Linked DNA regions of Homo sapiens: region 2 is linked to region 1. The links are chromatin loops, found by intact Hi-C in ENCODE. Cell type or tissue: PC-3. All regions are shown on one strand. Links, peaks and the distances in the headings refer to the core of each region. The heading gives the core; the rest is flanking DNA.

The links. Hi-C counts contacts between places; a loop is a spot of excess contacts. Peaks named below come from ENCODE experiments on the same cell type or tissue, not always from the same donor. Only the 100,000 strongest peaks of a DNase experiment are listed, where the experiment ranks them.
Region 2: it touches region 1 in a loop (1.9-fold over the local background); 14 of 110 quality-filtered maps call a loop at or near these places.

The regions. Positions count from the first base shown.
Region 1 is chr7:18,541,423-18,552,812 of GRCh38, reverse strand. All of the region lies in intron 2 of HDAC9 (histone deacetylase 9), which reads right to left. Among named protein-coding and RNA genes, the nearest start is that of HDAC9, 51 kb to the right of the region's middle. RefSeq lists an enhancer at 1,787-2,288. In PC-3, for the core only: no CTCF peak of the experiment used is centred there; no DNase peak of the experiment used is centred there; H3K27ac peaks cover 3,298 bases.
Region 2 is chr7:18,481,876-18,493,265 of GRCh38, reverse strand. It overlaps a transcript of HDAC9 not described here. Among named protein-coding and RNA genes, the nearest start is that of HDAC9, 8.2 kb to the left of the region's middle. In PC-3, for the core only: no CTCF peak of the experiment used is centred there; no DNase peak of the experiment used is centred there.

The DNA of each region.
Region 1 (11,390 bases), core at 1,780-9,779:
TAGAGTCAGTGTTGAATTTCTCTCTGAACAATTGCTTCTAGACCACATCTCAGAGAAAAAGTAAATATCTGTGTTGGTAAATATGGCTCAAAATATACACTGCAGTAAGGAAAATATACATTGTGGCAAAGAATGCCATACCTACAGTTATAGCCCATTCCAGTAAAAGAAGTGGGAGAATATGCCAAATGGAGGTAGCAGTTAAATTGCTCACCAGAAAAATAAAGAAAACCGGGTCATTATTTTTCCTTCCCTGAAATAAAGAAGCAGCTTCTGCTTAGTTTGGAACAGTCACTGCAAAAAGGGAAGCTTGTGTTTATTCAGCTCTGTTCTCAGCAGTCCATTTCATTAGGCTTCTAGTGCTTTTTTTTTTAACTTTGTTGCAGTAATTTGTGGGTACTGTAAAGCCTACTCATTAAGTGGAAACTCAGAATCCTGTAATGCAGAATATAAGCAAAAGACAATATAAATACACACCAAAAAAATGCAAATTAATTTCCAAATAGTCTGCAGGCTCAAAAAAAAGGAAAACCTGAAAATCTAGCTACTTTTTCAAGATCATAATTTGCATTACTAATAATTTATATTTCCACCTATAAACCTACATAAACCTAATGTAAAAATACTTGACATTCTTGATAAAATATATGAACAAATTCAATAAGAGTGTAAGCTACAATATATTTGTCACAGTTTGAAATGAATTCCTGTATAATTTTAATCACAGTTACTACACAGGATTACTTGATAATTCCAAGCCAAATGCTTAATCTTTTAAAAATGCACAAGTCCACAATAACATGTAGCCTCAAAAAGTACTATCTATAGAAGATGCTGATAATAACAAATGTGATCATAATAAAGATAAGATGCTTAATATCTTTTTCCTAAGATAATAATACATAAAATACATTTCAATCCAGCCTCCTAGAATAAGTGTAGTGGTTACCTTCTGCTGTAAATAACGGCTCAAGGAAATTCAGACTCACCACAGAAAAACTGTTAACACCAAATCTAGTTCTTAAAACAATTTTAAACAATGTTGATTCTGTTTGAAACTTAAGCAACAATAACAACAAAGTCTACTTTTTCTTAGCAGGCTAAATTTCAAACAAAAAATGATCCTGTTTTCCAGTATAAAAATAGAATAAAAATAAAATTAGGGATACAGGAAGATATTGAATCACATCATACACATTTGCACTGAGGTAAGAGACACAGTTTAGTAATTGGATCGCTTTTGATACTTATTCTTCTTTTGGCTGAGAGGACACACATTGTCAGGGTTTCTATCTCACTAGTTGCTTCTTGTCTCATTTTCTGGTTCCTTGTCTATTCCCTGACTTCTTAACTCTGGTTCCCCGGGGTTTAGTTCTTGGTCTTCTTCTCCACCTATAGTCACTTCCTCGGTAACCTCATCTAATCTCATGATAAATATCACTATGTGTTGGCAACTCTCAGATATGTATCTCTGCCCTGGATCTCTTTCATGAACTCCAGACTCATATACCCACCTGCCTACAAGCAATGTCTACTTGTATGTCTAAAAGATATATCAAAGTTACCATATCTAAAAAAAGATCTCCTGACATTCCCCCTCAAACCTGCTCCATATGCCATCTTCTCCATATTGGTTGTTGGCAACACTAACCTTCCAGATGCTCATGCCCAAATCCTTGGAATCATGTTTTACCCCTTCCATTCTCTCACAATCTGTATTAAATTCATCAGGAAATCCCTTTGACTCTATCTTCAAAATATCCTGAGGGTTTTTTGATGTATGTGGTTGTTGTTAATAATATGAATAATAATTCTCTCTACCTTCACAGCTAAGAGTATAGAATAAGCCAATGTCTTTCTCAACAGGATTGCTAGGGTCCTAAACTATAATTGAGATCATGTGGTCTTCTGCTGAAAGCCCTGCCATGGCTGACTATTTTGCTCAGAGTAAAAACCAACACCTTCAAAAGCCCTTTGTAGTCAGATCTTTCTTTCCTATCTGACCTCACCTGCACCTACTCTCCTCTCACCACTCTACTCCAGCCACTCTGATCTCCCTGCTGTTTCTTAAACATTCCAGGCATCTCACATCCTAGTGCCTTTGGCCTTGCTATTCTTAGTGATCAGAAAATGCATCGCTCAGATCAATTTATGGCAAAATTCCTTACAGTTTCTCACACCTTACCCTGTTTGAAAATTGTAACTTTCCCTCCATTCCCACCTGATATCCCCCACCTACTTAACTCTTTCTTTATTCCATAGCACTCACTAACTTCTAAAATTTACTTACGAATTAAGTCTGTTTTGTTTCTGTCTCCTCCTCTTGTAATGTAAGCTTTAGAAGAGCAGCAATTTTTTTATCTGTTGTGTTGACTGGTACATGCCAAGCCACATAGACTAACACCTGCCACATACTAAACACTCATTAAATATTTATTGCATAGAATGGAACAGAACAGGATGAATGGAATACATATAGGTTGGGAAATCATAACATAGAATGGAACGAAAAAAATGGGATCGAATATAGTACAGTAAAAAATAGAAGAATAGAGCAGAACAGGTTGGTAGGGCAACTGGCTGTTTTCAGTTTTGTTACTCTACTTCATGCTTTCTATCACTAACTTTCTCTGCTTTAGGTTCTAATCTGTTAAAAAACAAAAAGATTGAGTTATAAAGAATGAGATAGCTATGAAATGATCTGCACTTCTCAAAGAAGTTATATATCCAAATTATAATGACAGGAAAATTAAATAACTAAAATTGAGTTGAAAATGGTAAAAAAAAAATAAAGAATGCCTTTCCAAAAAATGAAGGCATTCCTAAGCAAGAAAAGTAAGCTATCTCAGTATCCTACAAAAAAAAAAGAACTAGGGAGAAGGGAGAGAAAGAGGAGGAAGAAGAAAAAAAATCCTGCAAAAGTAGAAACAAATGATTTTGGAAAGAATAAATGAAATGCCTACATTCCCAATTTACTTCAAAATAACATTTCCCCATAAGAAACTGTGTGTATGTGTGGGTGTGGGTGTGCGTGTGCATAAAATATGACTTTACCAAAAAAAAAAAACCACCTTTTTATTTTGAAATAATTATAGATTCTTGGAGAGTTGCAAAAGTAGTACAAAGAGGAATCCTGTGAAAGCTTCACCTAGTTTTCCCCAATGGTTACATCTTATATAATAATAGTACAATATCAAAATCAGGAAGTTAACATCCTTAAAATGTTAATAAATTGAAGCATACCATATGTAAACTGTTGAAATTGGCTTTTTTTCCTTCAATATAATGCCCTAGAGGTCCATCCAAGCTGTTGTCTGTATCAACAGTACATTCATTTTTATTGCAATGCAGTATTCCATGGCATGGATGTACCACACAGTTTGTTTAACTATTCAGCTATTGAGGGACACTGTGAATGTTTATTGTTTTGAGTTATTTCAAATGAAAACAGCTGCAGTGAACAACTGTGCACAATATTCTGTGCGAACATAAGTTTTAATTTTTGTAGGACAAATTTCCAGAAGTGCAATTGCTGGCTTATATGGTAAATTTGTTTGTTTGTTTATTTATTTATTTCAGACAGAGTCTTGCTCTGTCACCAGGCTGGAGTGCAGTGGTGCAATCTCAGCTCACTGCAACCCCCACCTCCCAGGTCCAAGCGATTCTCCTGCCTCAGCTTCCTGAGTAGCTGGGACTACAGGCACGCACCACCACACCCAGCTAATTTTTGTATTTTTAGTAGAGATGGGGTTTCACCATATTGGTCAGGATAGTCTCGATCTCTTGACCTCGCGATCCTCCCGCCTTGGCCTCCCAAAGTGCTGAGATTACAGGCATGAGCCACCACACCTGGCCTATTTTTTATATCTTTAAAGAATCAGCCAAACTATTTTCCAGAATAGCAGTATCATTTTACATTCCCAATACCAATGTATGAGCGCTCCAATTTATCCACATCCTCACTAGCATTTGACATTATAATTTGAATTCCAGCTATTATCATAGAGATATATATATTTACCCACTGATATTTATTACATTTTTGTGTGCTTACTTGATATTTGTATATCCTCCTCAGTGAACAGTCTTTTAATATTTTTGCCCATTTCCTTATTGCTCTGGTTGTTTATTTTACTGTTGAGTGTTGAGTTATTTATACATTTTAGATATGAGTCCTTTGTCATAAATGTGTTACAAAAGTGTTGCTTTTTTTACATAGTGAAGGTTACACCAATAGACTCACATACACTTATTAAAGCAATAAATCCAAGAGCTAATTACATACCAGATACAACTACAGACATATCTCATTTTATTTTGCTTTGCTTTATTGTGCTTTGTAGATATTTTTCCTCTTACAAATTGATGTTTTGTGGCAACTCGGCTTTGAGCAAGTGTGTCAGTGTCATTTTTCCAGCAGCATGTGCTCACTTTATGTCTCTATCAAATTTTTGTAATTCTTGCAATAGTTCAATTTTTTTTCATTATTATTATATCTGTTAGGGTAATCTGTAATCAGTGATCTTTGATGTTACTAGTGTAATTGTTTTGGAGCACCACGAACCACACCCATATAAGACGGCGAACTTAATCTGTAAATGTTGTGTGTGGTGTTCCGACTTCACTGACCAGCAGTCAGTCTCTGACTCTCTGCCTCTCCTCAGGTCTCCCTATTCACAGAGACACAAGAATATTGAAATTAGGGCAATTAATAACCCTACAATGGCCTCTAAGTGTTCAAGTGAAAGAGAAAGAGTTGCACATCTCTCTTTCAATCAAGAGCTAGAAATGATTAAGCTGAGTTAGGAAGGCATGTTGACAGCCAAGACAGGTGGAGAGCAAGGCCTCTTGAACCAAACCACAAAATTGTGAATGCAAATGGAGGGAGGGAGAGAGGGAGGGAGAAAGGGAGAGAGGGAGAGAGGGAGAGAGGGAGGGAGGGAGGGAGGGAGGGTAGGAAGGAAGGAAGGAAGGAAGGAAGGAAGGAAGGAAGGAAGGAAGGAAGGGGTTTCTTGAAATGGAATCTACTCCTGGTGAAGATGCTGTGAACACTGTGGAAATGATGACAAAGGATTCAGAATATTACATAAACTTAGCTGATAAAGCAGAAGCAGGGTTTGAGAAGCATTGACTTCAATTTTGAAAGAAGTTCTAGTGTAGGTCAAATGCTATGAAACCACATCAGCATTACTTGCTGTAGATAAATCTTTCATGAAAGGAAAAGTCAATCGATGCAGCCAACTTCATTGTTGTCTTATTTTAAGAAAGTGCCACAGTCGGCCGGGCATGGTGGCTCACGCCTGTAATCCCAGCACTTTGGGAGGCCGAGGAGGGCAGATCACAAGGTCAGGAGATCAAGACTGTCCTGGCTAACATGGTGAAACCCCGTCTCCACTAAAAATACAAAAGATTAGCCGGGCGGGGTTGCAGGTGCCTGTAGTCCCAGCTACTCGGGAGGCTGAGGCAGGAGAATGGCCTGAACCCGGGAGGCAGAGCTTGCAGTGAGCGGAGATCGTGCCACTGCACTCCAGCCTGGGCAACAGAGCGAGACTCCGTCTCAAAGAAAAAAAAAGAAAGTGTCAGAGTCACCCTATCCTTCAGCAACCACCACCCTGATTGGTCAGCAGCCATCGACATTGAGGCAAGACCCTCAGCCAGCAAAAAAGGTTGTGACTCAGTGAAGATGATCATTAGCAATTTTAAGCAATAAAGTAATTTTTAATTAAAGTATGTATAGTTTTTAGGCTAATGCTGTTACATACTTAAATGACTACACTGTAGAGTAAACATAACTTTTATAGGCTGAATAAGGTAAGTCAGCCAGATTTCACAGGCAGACTGCATTTTAGCTGCTCTAGCAAAAATATTTAGTAGAAGTTATAACTATTACAGAAATTTAGTTTTACTGGTGACCTTGGAATATGATTATCCACGGGGTCTCTAATCTCAAATTCTTCAGGACAGACCATTGCAAATAAGCAAGGCCACAAAACACACAACGGAGAGAAGTTTCACTGTGAACACTCTCAGGTGAGGGGAGACTGGTGACTCAGCGATTCTCCAACTCTGTCCCTGCTGGAGAACTTTCTATGAATATATTTACATTTGTTGATGCACTACATTATTAATAGGGAAAATACCACCCCATCACTATACAACACAAAATACCAACAAAGCAAACAACTTGCCTATTTTAAAATGGTAATAAGTTCTATAAGCTTCATCCTAGGTGTTAAAGTCAAACAAAAGACTAAGAGAATGAGAAGGAGAAAGAAGGTGTCAGGATAGGTCAGGTTGAAATATAAGGAGAAGCTATAATTTATTGAGTATCTCCTTGTGTCAAGCACTGTGATAGGTACTTGTCATCAGCTAACTAGTCTAATCCTCATAAGAACTTGGAGAGTTCGTATTCCGAGTTTACAGGTGACAAATCTAAGAGTCAAAGAAACCTTATGCCTTGATCCAGATGTGACCCAGTGAGAGTGAGATGCATGGGACTATATATCCCATTCTAAAAGCTGACTTCTTGCCACTATACCAAGAATATTTCCACAAGTTTATATTCTGAAATCATATTCTTACACTGAAAAGATTTTTTTCAAAAACAAAATAGAATCACTAACTCTAAAAAGAACATCTCTTTCCAACATCTATGCAATCATTAGGCTAGGGCATGTAGTGCTTGGCAAAAGGGGCAGGAAGAAAAGCAGCCAAAAATTTAGGAGATATTCAAATTACTCCCGTTCACATATTCCTGCAGAATAAGATCACAGTTTTGTCAATATGCATAATATAAGTGAGAATAGAAATTTGTATTGGGAAAAAATAATGTAATCTGAGGAAGTAAACTTGCACCAAACTCAAGAAATTTTAGTCTAGAGATTCACAGGCCAAAGAATAAGAAAGTCAAGCTTTATTCTTTTCCCCTCTCTTATTTTATCCTATATAAGTAGGGAGGTATTTAGGGATGTTGTAGTGCATAGTGAACCAGTAGGTCGAATTTTGCCACTTAACATATAATTCTCTTGACACTACAGTGCACATGTGCCCTTTCATTCATTTCATACCTGCCATTTTATTTCTTAAATTTATTAAATTTCCCTCAATCTCCTTATGGATATCTGTTTGGCATTCTCGCACCTCACACTTGTAGCAGGCACTGTTTTGGGTGCTGCAGATATAAAGTACTAATACACAATGCCTATTCCCAAGGAACTTAAAGTCAAGCCCAGCAGTTTCAAGCCTTCTGCTTTATGGTGCCCGTGGCATATCCATAATTTTTTACTACACCCCCTAGGCCAAAAGATATACCTAATAATTGAGTTTCTTGAGTTGTCAAGTCCAAACAATTTAATAACTATTTACGTCCTAAAAACTCAACAACTTCTGGTCACTACCCAACTTCACAAACCTTGAAGTCAGATTGGAAACTGCCATTCTCACTTCTTATTCCACAGTGATATTCACCAAGTATTTGATTCTTATCACAGCAACTTCCAAAACCAAGTTTTACAAAGAGACATTATTTAAAAAAAAAAAAAGAAAGCTAATGTTGAAACTGTGAACTATCTTGAGTTAGTAGTTCATTTAGTGCTTGACAGATGCCACTGTGTTTCCATTCACACTTTAAAATGTCCTACGGCACTCCTATGTCCACCCTGGGGTGTCTAAGCACACACTTTGGGAACCATACGTTTAGTGCAGGATTTCTCAACTTTGGAACCATTGACGTTTGGAGCCAGATCATTATTTTGTTGTGGGGGAGCTGCTCTGTGCATTGCAGGATGTTCAGCAGCATCCTGTGCCTCCATCCATTAGATGCCAGTAGCATCACTCCACCACCGCTCAGTTTTGACAACCAAAAATGTCTCCAGATATCGCCAAAGGTTTCCTGGAGGGCAAAATCACTCCTATGTGAGGTTCACAGGTTTCCTGGAAGAAACAGATAAGTAAGTCAACATTTGCCAAGGAATAGCATCATGGCTCTGACAAAGGTAGCCATTTGGCAATGACCTCCACAATGCAAATCCAGTGGTAAATTCTTTATGTATTTGACCTAGATGATCAGCTCCCCCTTCCTGAAATACTGTCTTTCCTTAGTTTCTAATAGTCCACATCCTCCTGTTCTCTTAATTCATTAACCACTCATACTCATCTTTGTTGTTGTTGTTAGACTCTCTTTCTGCTCCCTAAATGGTGGAGTGTCCCAGAGTTCAGACCTCAGAACTTGTATCTTCACAGACTATGCTCACAGCCCTGGTAGGCATGTCAGCATCATAACTTTAAGTACTATCTATATGAGGATGATGCCCAAATACATATCTCTGTTCTGACCCTTTTCCTAAACACTGTCCCTTCAACATCTCCACATTGATGCCTGGTTGGCATCTCACACCTAATAATACAGCCAGAATCTATTAACATGTTTTCATTCTTAAACATGTCCTTCACTCAGCATTCACCAAAGTGCCACCAAAATCCATCCAATTATTGAAGCCCAAAACTTAAAGAGTTGTCCTTGAGGCTTAGCTTTCTTTAACCTATACCAAACCTATGAGATCTTTATCAACTCTACCTTCAAAATATCCTTCAAATCTGATAACTTCTCCCCACCTCCAGTGTTGTCACCTAGATCCAAGCCAGCAACATCAATTAGCTAAATCACCATGACAGCCTCTAGCTGACCATCCTGCTTTCACTTTGGGTCCTACAATCCCTTCTTACAGAGCAGCCAGAAGGTTGCCTCTTAGTATTTTACTACGTAAATAAGATCATGTTATTCTACACACTTAAATTAAAATCCAAAGATCTTACAGTGGCCTCAGGACTTTATCATACAGCATCTTGGTGTCTTCCTGGTCACATTTCTTGCTGCACTTCTGCTAGTCTCAACCTTGTAAGCCACTTTTCTTTTTTTTTTTTTTTTCCTAAAATACACTGAACGAGTCCAGGACTTTTAAATATGCTGTTCCCTATAATTAGAATGCTTGTCCCTCAGATATTACTGCTGTTCACCCTCTTGCTTCTTTGAGGTGCTGATCAAAATCACCTCAAAATAAATTTAGATTTTATGTTTTAAAAAATATATTCCATCTCCTCCATAAGAATGCAGGCCCCACGAGAGCAGGAAAATTTTACCTTTTTGTTCACCAAGACTGTAGTTAGCACTTAATATAGCATCTGGCATTTAGTGGTATCTCAATTCATATTTTTAAACAAATGAATACCAGAAAATATGATGAACAGATCTGCATGTGGTGTCACAAAAGTAGAGAAGAAAGGCATGTGCATCTGAACAGGGTGATAGGATAAGTTTCATAGAGCAGGCAATGTTTTAGCTTGGTTTTGAGAAGGGAAAAGCAGAAAGGGAAGGAAAGCACTCCAAGTAGAGGAAATGGCTTGGTGGGTCAGAGCTCAGAAGACAGAAGCAGCAGGGCTTGTTGAGGAAACTCTAGGCGAGTGAACAGAGCTGGGGCACTGAGCAGCAGTCCTCAGCCATTTTGGGTCTCCACATCATGCAAATTCACCATTCACATGTCCCTCAGAAAATCTTCCATGTCGTTTTCATGTAAAGATGTATGTCCCTCTATTTATGATGTATCAGAATCTCTTAAGGTGTGTGGGTAGAGAATTTGGAAGGAAACCTAGAGAGAAAAAATGACTCGATAAATACACAGGGTCTGTCAAAAAATAACTTTAAAAGGTGTATGTTTATGTGTGCATGATAATGCACACTTAAATATTTCTATTATTATCTTGAAAGTGATGGAGGCATTTTGAACTAAGAATTACCATAGTCGGAGCATTCTCCTAATTTATTATTTGTAAAATGTGATATCTACATATTGCATGACATAAATATACCATGAGCTATTTCTTCATTCCCGTTATTGAGATTTTAGGTAGCTTCTAATTTTGCCATTATAAATAACAGTAATTAATATACTTCATTAATTTTTAACATATTACACACTTAGGATAAATTTCTAGAGCTAGATTAACTCTGTGAAAGACTATAAATATTTTAATGCTCTGATACATAGTGGTAACTGATCCTCCAGAAAGAAAACAGACACATATTCTCCCATCAGTACAGTACAGGGCCTTTTGCCACAATCTTATTAATATGAAGTATTTTTAAAAATATTTCCAAATTTAATAGATTTATATATCATGATGTTATTTTGTGTTTTCTTGATTATTAATGATGTTGAGCTTTGTTGCATGTATTTACTGTCACTTATTAATCTTTTTAAAAAAGTATCTGCACATATTCTATACAAAGAAAAATCTTAGAATTTTCCTGTACTGTAGGACTATTGCTAACATTTAATAGTATTAATTGATTATTCAAATATTAACTTAGGCATCCTATGTGCCAGGAACTGCTTTAAATGTTTTATACATATTAGTTCATTCAATCCTCCTAACAGTCATATGAAGGAGGTTTTATTAAGGTATTTATATTAGAGATGAGGAAATTGAGGTATAGAGAAGTTGGTAATTTGATCAAGTTCCACAGCTATCAAAGCAGGGAGGCAGAGTTTGCTTCAGATATGCTCCTAACCCCTCTGTAGGAGAAGCTCTAAGGGGAAAATGAGTTTAATTTTGTATATGTCATTTTTCATAAGCCTATAGAACATCGAGATCAGTGGTTCGTGAATAGAGATGATTTTATTGCCCCGGGGTCTTATGGCAACTTCTGAAGACATTTTTGATTGTCACCACAGAGTGGAGTGTTGTGCTACTGGCATCTAGGGCGTAGAGGCCAGAGACGCTGCTAAACATCCTGCAATGGGAAGGATGGCACCCCACAACAAAGAACTGGCCAGTCCAAAATGTTAACAGCATCAAATCTCAAAAACCCTGATCTAAATGGATATATCTGTAGGAAGTCTGGAATTTAAAAAAGCGGTCTAGGCCAGAGAGAAAGATTTGGTATAAATAATACAGATTTACCATAAAGGATTACATTTTCATGAATCACTATGAACATATGTTGTTATCTAAAATTCCACTCACAGTCTGCTTGCCATCAAATTTATTATTAAGATTTACAGGATTAAATAGACTATAAAATCTGAACATTTAAACACATAATTCATTTAGAGAGGGCCCTTGTATTTCAGTCACTGTACAGATATAGAATTCCTGTTTCTGTTCCAACAAAAATATTTCTAAACAAAATTCCACATAATTAATTATTATGTTTGTCACCACAATGCTTGCAAGCAAATAAGATCGTTGCTGAGTAACACAGAATGGAATATTTTAGACATTAGGAAATTCCAACCAGAGAAAAACATAAAATTAAGGAAAGAATGTATTAGAGAGACAGTTGAGCCCCAATTAGAGTCATTAGCTTGGGAGCCCCTTGTGAAAGGACTAGT
Region 2 (11,390 bases), core at 1,493-9,492, 59 kb after region 1:
GATAACAAAATCACCATATTGATACAATATGCCTATGCATCTTTTGTCTTTTTAAGTTTAAATTACACCTTCAAACAACAATTGATAAAAAAAGATCTCTCAGCTTTTATAATAAAAAATAAAAAATAGAATAAAACTCCAGAAGACTGAGTTAGTAATTATCCTAGTTCTTAAAGGATCCAGGAAAGGGCATTCCACATAAAATACTGTAAATAATGTGTCTTCTTCATTTTGACCATTATTTAACATGAGGTTTATTTACGTTTCATCCCTGCATTCTTGCAGTATGTTTTTCCATCAGCCATCTTCTCTTTTATTTAACTCTTGATAATGAAAAAATATTTTAGAGTGAAAAGACATTGGATACTTACAAAAAACCCCACTTGTTTCTCAGAAGAAAAATAAGTATCATCAAAACAACCATCAACTATATTGATTACCATATTTCCATTATTAAGAATGTTGAGTTAATTCTTCCCACATCATCTCAGTAATGTTAGTAAAGAAATGTGACTCAGTTTCTTTTGGGGTATTTATAAAACTACAGTTTACTAATGTGGGGGAAAAAGATATATGTTCTATTACAAGAACTATAACAAGCTAATACAAATGTCAGGCTAGGTAGATGGGTAGTTTAAAAAGTTTCAATGTAACAAATTCAAATTCAATTAAGTAAGCATTTATTGCAAACTAATCCAAATATTATATGTTATATACACATAGGTCAAAGAAAAAGGTAAAAAAAGTAACAAGGGCCAAAAAAATCTCAGGTTCTCAATTTAATAGTAAATGAAAGTGGGAATTAAATCCTAATGTAAAATGTTATTTCAAAGTTACCATAATCCAATTTCTTTCTATGCAGACATATAAGCAAAAAAAAAGTATTAAAAAACCTGTATGGCACCAAAATATTTCCAGAAATATCCTCAGACCTCTAGCTCACAATGACCTTTTCTAAAATGGATTTAGATCACAATCCTGAAAGACACAATCCCACATGCCATAATCCTGAATGTTGAAATCTGAAAAGATACAAAATCCCTAAGGTCTAAATCCCTTAGGTCTAAAATCTCTCACGTCTACAATCCTGAAAATAACAATCTCGAAATATTAAAATCTCAAATATGAAATCTTGAAAGCTGCATTCTGGTGAAGCGATTAGTTTTTGGTCGTATGCAGGATTATTGCATCATGTTAGTTGCATCATGTTAGGCGGCTGTTACAGTCTTTACTTGGAAATTAAGTATGGTTAAGGAGAGACTTACGGGAGCCAAGTTGACAAGGGGTGGACCTGTGGATTCAATTTGAGATGTCACTGGATTAAATACTTAGAAACCTATTAAAGCATTTTTTGGGTGTGTCTGTGAGGGTGCTTCCAGATGACATTAGTGTGAGTTTGAGTGGATTAGGTGAAGAAGATCTCCCCTCAATGTTAGCAGGCACCATCCGATCTGCCGGGGACCCATATAGAACAGACACAGGAGGTGAACTGGTTTCTGTCTGAGAACTAGGGCAGGCTTCTCTTCGAATGCCTTGGACATCAGAAATTTGATTCCACGAGAACTGCATTATCACAACGTTGACTTTGCATATAAGCAGTACTTCTGAACCCAAACATGTCGAAATTTCTTCAATAAATGAAAGAAAGATTTTGTACATCTGCGCTTGTGAAAGAAAATTTATCAGGATCTCGGTTCTTTGGGTAACTATATGCGTGTTGTTGACCCACTGAATTTTTTGATCCATCTTGCCAAAAAGCTTAGCTTCTTCATCCGGAAATTTAAGATGACTACAGTTATATAAAGCTGGGTGCACACAATTATCAACCACAGTGATATGCATTTATACATTTCCATTTTTGACCTATTTCTTTATAAATACGGTTTGTCTGCATCATAACTGTTATACTGGTGTGACTGTTGCTAGTATACCTGAGTGTTTTTGCTTGTAAAAATATGTGCCATTATTTATTTTATCGTGTACAGTGTATTGTTTTGTTTTAATTTTTCTCAAATAAACCCCCTTTTAAAATGTAAATAAATATAAAGAATGTTTTATTATTTCTTTCAGAATTATATTTTCATCTTTTGGGATTTCAACACTTGAGATTATGGAGTTCAAGTTGTATTTTTCTGGATTATAATAGGCTTTCTTCTAAAATCAATCTCAGTTGATAACTGGAAACAAGCAAAGGAGGTAATGTAACCCAATTTATTCTACCACAATGATATATCATCAGTTCATCTGTAATCAAGCAGAGACTTTTCATGTATTAACAAACCCTATGATTCTGGAATGTAAATGAAGTAAGATTTAAAACTTAATTACCTCAAATACCGAATTTGTGCTCTACAATTGTAGTATGCTGCAAATTACTCACCAATAACTGCTGCTCCTCCACTCACTCACTCACTCACTCACTCACTCACTCATTGATGTTACCTCTTCTCCCAACCTCACATTCCTCAAACTATTGTTAAAGCAATAAAACTATATGCATTTGCCTGCAGTCAGTGAGCTTGATTCCCTTAGACCTCCAAGGAATAGGATGGAGGGGAAAGTACAGTGTACTAATTTTTGTTCCAACTCAAGACCTTATTTATCTGAATTTTCTATTTCTTAGAGGAACATCATCAATTCTATGTGAATAAGGGATACTCAATTAACAAGTGATTTCTCCCCACTTAGAAAGCCTAATTAGATAACAAATGGTCTTCTGAGAAAATCTTCCTCATCTGACGCAAGATTTTACAGCAGGTAAAGGGTCTGAGAAATCACGTTGGCATTGAAATTTCAGGGAGACTGTTATATTTGAAAGCAAAACAAATCAACGACAACAAAAACTTTAGAATCATTGGCCTTGCAGTGATTGAAAATAACTCTTCCCTTCAAATGGGATGTGTTGAGCCAAGATTTATTCTATTTTTAGAGGATTACAGAGGATCAAAATCACCTGGGAACTTGCTAGAAGTGCAATTTATTGGTTCCTACCCCAGAACGAGTAAGTCAGAATCTCTGGAAGGAATCTGTATTTTAATCAGCCCTCCAAGTAATTCTGATGCACAATAAAGTTTGAGAACCATAAGATGAGATCATCCTTTCAAAAGCAGGAGTTACACAGCAAAAATATAAAAGAATAAAGTATCTTTTGGTGTGATTTCAAATTAGCCAACATTTTTAGAGAACAATTTTTAAAAATGAAAATAATTAGACTAGGTAAGGCTAGGTAAGAACAAGGCTATCAATATTCGGAGTATGAAAGACTAAGGTGGATTGCTAAGAAAGGGATCCTCTAGCTTGCGAATGAGAGCAGCATTGTACTCTTAAGATGATGGGCATGTGTGCACAGCTTTTCCCTGCTCAGCCATTTTGTTCCAGGTTCTATTTTTTTCTGAGTGTTTTCCAGTTGCACATCAGCCCCTCTCTGCAGCACTCAAGGCAGCCAGCACAGGAGGAGAAATCAATATGGCCCTGTGCAGTCCTGTAATTAGAGATAAGGAAAACTTAATAGTCTTTTGATAGAATCAAGGGAAGTTTATTTTTTCTATGAAAGTGAGTTATTTCATATATTGAATATCAACTATTTCACAGCCACAGTGCAAGCCCTGAAGATATAAATGTATACAAGAATGAGACAGGCCCTACTTTCATGGAATTTTCAGTTTTAGAAGCAATACAATCAAGGTGATTACTATACAGTTTGATAAGAAACTCTGTAACTAAATTTTCTTCAAGTCTTCCCTAAATTTTAATTTATAAGCATGGATTCAAAATAATAAATTTCTCAGGATTGTTATAAGGATGATAGAGAATTATACAATACCTGGCAAATAGGTATTCAATAAATACTAGCTAATATTACTATAACTGATTATTAAAAATATCCTCCTATGGACCTTTAATTCATGATTATTAAAATGTTGAAAAGCTGTTACTCATTTGTTTTTCTAAGAAACTGTATAAATTCTAAAGAAAGTTATATAATTGATTAAATGTTGAATTATTTACTCAGAGTTATAAAAAGTTTCATGCATCAACTTGAAAAAATAGTTCATTTTGCTTTCTCCTGTATTACCAGAGCTTAGCATAATGTCTGGCACATAGTATGTCACTCAATAAATATTTCTGCAATGAATAAATGATTCCTTCTTCAGATGAACCTATTAAGTGACTACTGATCTTGAGTAAATCACTAACATACTATTCAACCTCTAATATTTCATTGTTATTCATTTTATATAGTTTCTTATTAAAATATTAATTTAATAACAAAAATAAACCATAATTAAAAGCTAAGTATATAACTGAATAAAGAATCTCATTGAAAGCAAGTGCAGTTTAATTGCACTTTCACTTTTTGCATTTCCTTTGCCTTGTTCTTGTCCCACAACATAGACCAACCAGTGAAAAAGACTTGGCATCAGACTGTAGCATAAATGATCTCAATGTGACCATCATTATCTAGTACAATTTGAATGAACAAAGTATTAAAATATCTTTCTTGTGAGGCATTTATAGCAGATATCAGCACTAAGAAAATATAAAAATGTGTTTGTAACTCTGCTTTACAGTAATGAACCTTGTACTACTAGTAACCTTGTAGTCATGACAGAGCTTCCAGAAAACTCTGGTTATAAGCTGCATTGGCTAATGTCTTCATGCTCTATCTTTAACTCATGAATTTCACTGAATACACCATTTGCGCTCAAAATTCTAGAAGAAATATATTACAGCTTCAGACCCAACTTTGCCTCCCTTCAAAGGTCACTACAGAAACTTATAACACAATTTTTATACTTCGTATAAACAGCATTTCTGTGACCCTAAAACTAATGTTTCATATAAGATAACTAAGCAACTTAACATCATTTTGCATTAGTATATGTACTACATATGCCTGAATGTATCAGTACATATCAACTAGAAAACCTTGCTTTTCCTTTAAGTGACACGTAATGGTTCATGCTGAATAATGAAGCACTATTTTCTTTATTTAACAGTGTCTACTTTGAAATGCAAGTTAACACTGACTAACCCATCCTATGTTGACTAAGCTATGTACATACAAGGTGTTCACAGGATCAGAAACTTAATGGAAAGCTCTGTTTCAAGAAAAGACTATTTTTAGCTACAGGACTATGAAAATAAAAAAATTCTAGAAGTCCAGTTAAGGATTAGCATTCTGATCTTCACTACTTGGTATGAATCAAAAGTTTATTTTATTCCACAAAATAAGTCTGCTTCTTATGTAGCTGCACATTTAATATTTATCAACTTGGAAATTCTGAACACCAAAAATTCTGTCATGTGTAGCATCTGAATATATACCACATTTGAGAGCTGTGACAAGACTAAGTTACTACTTGCTAACATAATTGTAGCAGATACCAAAAGTCAACCCAGAGCTTTTTACATCATTTCTTGCTACAAAAGTCAAGTTGATACGTGGCATACCACACCATGATCTATAACCAATTTAAATCAAGAGGATTCTAGAAAGCTAGCCTCTGAAAATAGCAACAACTTTTGGTTAATGTTGCAATTCAATTCTGACTTCATAATTCGATCTAATTGGGTGTGAACTATTGAATTTAAGAAATAGCAAGTACCTAAAACATATTTTACTTATGTTTCAACAGATCAAAAGTATTTATAGCAATGGCATATAACTAAATACAAACATTTACAACTGGCCATATCACTAAGTTTATATTATACATCCTATGGTTATGGAATCTTCTCTACTTCAGGACTTCTCTTATTTCAGTGCCAAGAACAGAGGCAAACACACTCTAAGGCCATTCAAGTTTTGACAACCACCTGACCTAGGAGTTCAACCCCTAACTTTCTTTTGCAAACATCATGCAACAGACACAATTCCTGGATATTACCCAAATTTTTCATTTTTCCATGTCTCTGAACATGATGTTCTTGTATTCACTCTTTTTCATTTGGGAAATTCTTTTTCATTTTACCAGTATATAATGTCCTTCTTTGTCCCTTATGATGACTTTTGCCTCAAGATTACTACAACAGACTTTCTTTTTATTCACATTTGCCTGGTAGATATTTTTCTTTCCCTTTATTTTCAACTTTTCAATGCCTTTATTTTAGGCATCACTCTCTTTTATAAGCAGCCTACTTCTGTATCTTTTTCCTTATATCCAATATAAAAGTCTCTGCATTTGGTGAGCTCACAGAAGGGAGATAGAAGCCCTTGCTGGTGCACCATATTCTCTGGAGCTAAAAGCAGTAAATCCTTTTCATCCCCCAAAACACTCTCCAAAGATGATCTCCTTGGCAAAGCCACATGTTGGTTGAATAGATACATATGAATCTACAGAAATGTAGATAAAACATTTGATAACTAAACACTTCCATTCATACTTATTTTCACAAATAAATGTCAGGCACACAATTTTGACCATCTTCTGCATTATCATTCCCCATTCTACCTACCACCCTTCCCAAATCTAATATTTTTTCTGGACGAAATTATACCCAAACATGTTTCATATTATCAATATAAAACATGGAGATTATAAATTATATTATGCTTTATTTTCCTATAATTAAACACAGGAATTAGATATTCAAGATTCCAGAGAATTTACTTAAAACATTTCCATTTCTATACTGAAACTATGTTTACTGAAAATAATTTTAACAATTGTTTCTATGCTCTTAAGGGTCTCCCTGGTTCTGTCTAACGGCCATACTGGCTTCTATTACAGTTTTTCTACAGAACACATTGATGAGACACTCTGAGAACATCAAAGCTCTAATAAAAAGAAGTTCCACCTTACATTGTCATCGAGTTGAAGGCTGTCTTTTCAGCTTTAAAGAGATCCTACATGGTCTAAGCCTTTTGAAGGAAGGGCCTTATGATCATATACTTTCTAGATCAGAGAGATATATTCTGGAAAATGTGGAAACTTTGGCTTCAGATATTAATTTAAATTTGATTCATGAGAATAATGGCATCTCTTTTTTATGAAACAGAACTATATAACTGGTATAGTTTGCCATCAAAGTTCATATGTTGGAAACTTAATTCCCAATGCAACAGTGTTGAGAAGTGAGACCTTTAGGAGGTGATTAGGTCCTTCAGGAATGGATTAATGTCATTATCATAAATGGGTTTGTTATAAAAGCAAATCTAGCCATCTCTTGCTTTCTCATGCTCTCTTGCCCTTCTGCCTTCCACCACGGGATGATGAAATAAGAAGGCCACACAAGATGCCCTTACCATGCTCTTGGATTTCCCAGCCTCCAGAACTGTAAATAAATTTCTTTTCTTTATAAATTGCCCAGTCTGTGGTATTCTATTACAGCAACACAAAACAGACTAAGACAATAACATTTCAAATAATGTGGCTTATTGTATGGATAAGAGGCCTGGATTAAGACAGAATTTGATATGAATTTTGTCTCTGCCACTTATTATGCAGGACTGTACAACTTGGATACGTTACTTAGCCTTTCTGAGTCACAATTCTCTCATGTTATAAATGGGGATATTAACATCTGCCTTTCAGTATAGCTTCAATATTTAGAAACAGTAAATATAAAGTTCCTAGCATTATGATAACATAATAGCACTCAATATACAGTAGTCATTATGATTATAATATAATATTAATACATAAATTAGAACTAAATGATTGAAGGACTACTTAGAATTCTGTATTCTGAACTAAGATAATTGAGTTCTGTATTGCCGAACTAACATCAGCTATAAACATCATAAAACAGAACATAAAAATCATTAGTCTGCTTTGTTTCTTAAAGAAAAAATAAATATATATAATAAATATATATAAATTAAATATGAAAAGTTAGAATGGAAATTTTCATCATATGAATATCACTCTGTAGGCTGCTAAACAAACCATTCATATTCAATGATTCAATGATTCCTAACTGCCAAATAAGATATGGAAATAATGAACAAGAAGGTGGTGGAATATGCTGGGCTATTTGCTATATTCTTTTTATAAAGCCAAATCTGACATTTTAATATGAGAAACGAAGCTTGATAACAACACTCACATGAAATACAGAGCCTTCATTAGGTACAATGAATTACGCCTGTGTTTGTCATTTAATTCGAACCTAGGAATATCTTCAGTAAACAATGTGTTCCCCCCAACTAATGTTTTCTCTCCAGATGGCAGGGACAGTCTATTTAAGAATCAATCAGCTAACATTAGTTATTTCACCTGAAGCTGTAACAATCTGTTTTTTGTAATGAAGCAGGGACTGTTGTCTTATTTTGGCTATGTCTGAAGGAAATTCTCAATGGTACTTGCTTATAAGCAGAAGGGACCCTTTGGAACCCAAGTTTAGTTATTTTAAATTCAAAACCCTAGATGAACTAAAATTTTTTACGTTTTCCTTTTTTTTTTTTTTACAGGTGGGGTCTTGCTCTGTCATCCAGACTGCCATGCAATAGCATAATCATAGTTTACTAAAGCCTCAAACTCCTAGGCTCAAGCAATCTTCTCACGTGATTTCAGAGTAGCTGAGACATAGGCATGCATCACCATGCCTGGTTAATACTTTTTCATTATTTCAATTAGGAATAATTATGTGTTGACTTCAAAAACCGAGGCCTAGTTAAACGAAACTAAAATCTAGGAGCTAAATGGTTCTAAGGGCTAATTAACAGGGAATCCACAAACATAAGTTAATGCTATCCCCTTCAAAAGCTAGGGAGAAAACACTCAGCAGACATAATATTCAAAAACTTCAGGCATTTGATTTCATTTAAAATATGCACTTCACTCAAAACATGCTTATAGCATTACATGAACAAAAAAACTTAAACCAATATGGGGGTTAAGAAATGAGAACCCATGATTATCAAGTTCTATGATAATGGGGCTACCTTTGTATTTCAATACCTATAGACATTTACTTTTTTTTTTTTTAATAGGATCTTGCTCTGTCACCCAGGTGTAGTGCAGTAGTGTAATCATAGCTCACTGCAAACTCAACCTCCTGGGCTCAAGGGATCCTCTCCCCTCAAGCGCTGGGACTACAGGCACACACCACCATGACTGGCTAATTTTTTTTTTTTTTTTTTTTTTGAGAGATAAGGTCTTGCTTTGTTGCCTAGGCTTGAACTCCTTGGCTCAAGCAATCCTCCCACCTCAGCCTCCCAAAGTGCTGGGCTTACAGTGGCCACCATGCCCAGCCCCATAACAGTATTTTAAATATTTAGCCATTAGGGTAAAACTAAAGTACCCTTTTTTACACTTTCAAATGAATCATGAATTATTGTAACATCTCAAAACTGTGTAGATCATTACATAGTAGAATATATTGGCCTTCAGACATTTAAATGTATGTGATTCAAATCAGTTGATAGAAAACAGAAAGATTAAAATAATACTCAAAATTTTGAATTTTGAATCTGTGCCAATAACACAATGTTTAGACAGTCATGATATAAGCCTTTCTGGTAATAAAATTTGTTAATTTTGAACTTTAACAGAATTGCCAATGTAGCATCAGTTTTAGAAAATTTGAGATAAATGAAAAAACAGAAAGAACTTGATTTGTAAAAATTTTAAATGACTTTATTTCCAGATGAGAAAAATTCTGCCAGAAGTTCTTATGTGTATCCAGAAGCAATTTAAAATTTTCTAGAATTAAGCTTCTTAACATAGGGCGACCTGGGTAAGAAGACACATTAGACAACATGGCCACCCTTCATTCCAAAAACCCTCTTTCCCAGGATTTTCCTATGATCATAACAACAATGCCTACTGATACAGGTCATAAATAATCCTCAAAACACATCCACTATCAAACAGATTACTGGTCAAAGTTCTTCCAATTCACTGCTGTGGGTTTATTTTCCTTTATTCTGCTTTTTCTGAAAACCTTGCTCTCATCTTTACTTAGGTTCTTCAAAATCACTGTATCCTGTCTGTATATCAATGCTTTCGCACATGTCCTTTCTAGTTGCTTAAGATGATATCTCCCTCATTTCAGCAATCATTACCTGTTCTTGAGACACCCATTTACATAATACTCATTGAAGCCTTTGTTTTCTTTCACAGAAATCAAAAGTTGACTTTCTTGCCCCAACTTAAGCACATATTTCTTATCCATTAGCTTCCATATTATTTTCTGCATCTCTCTTCTTTCTTTGTAGTATATAAAGCGTAATTTACTGTATATAATGCATATACTATATAATGCATAATTCACCATCTTTTTCTTTTGCTAATTCTTAATATAGCAGTGGAAAAAGTCACACTTCAGAGCAGTACTTCAAAAAAATCTGTCTTATAGAGTAATGCGTTAGACTTTGTTCTGTTTTTAAGGGTTTCCTCATATTTAGATAACAAATATGATTTGCTTTGACAAGTGTTAGTTCTTCCAATGGCTCCTGGGAAGAAGGGCCTTCAGTGTTCACACAAAGTGGGCATGACCAGAGAGGGCAGCAAGCCACTGGACAGGACACCCATGAGCTGTAGAGCCAGGCACACCTAGCTGTTAATGCTCCCTTGGTAATGCTTTGATTCGATGGCCCAGGAAGAAAAGTTATGCTCTGTGATTCCAAAAAAATGTCTTAAAAATGTGTGATGCTTCTCTAAGAAAAAAAATAAATAAGGGCATTGCTCAGTTACTTTTCTTCTTAATTTATGTTTTAATCCTTCAATACAATTTTCTATCCTTCTGTAATAATCATTTGTAAGATTTGATAACTCTAATAACATCTCAAGTATTTATTGCTGGAAGATAACTGAGATCAAGACAAAAATACAAACAATATCCACATAAGGGGAAAATAGTTTTTAAAAAAAATCCCTGAGACGTGGCAGCCAAGGAGAATTTTTTTTTTTTTTTTTTTTTTTTTTTTTTTTTTTTTGGTGAGTCCAGGTCTTACTATGTTGCCCAGGCTGGTCTCAAACTCCTAGGCTGAAGTGATTCTCCTGTCTCAACCTCTCAAGCAGCTGAAATTGCAGGTACACACCACTATGCTCAGCAGCCAGGGATACTCTTTAACAGTGTGACAGGGCACATGAGGGTCCATGGTTGTGCCCCTGTTTTCAGTTCAGACCTCTTCCCTTCTTGCCAGAACAAGCAGAATATGATCTTTTCCATCACCTTAATTTTGCAGAGAAAGTGCAGAGCACACTCAGAGTTACAGAGGCTCCTGACTGAATGATCATGCCTCAAGGCATATATGATGTGGCGATAGGCAATTGATGAATGGCTTGGAAGGAAACCAAGCCCTTTGAAAATGCTGGTAGTGAAGACTTGGCACATAAAGTCACCCACAGGCCATTACAGACACAGCTAATAATGATTTTTCTGCAAATAATTACAAGGATCTGGACATGAGGAAGTAACAACCAGACAAAAGTCTTCAT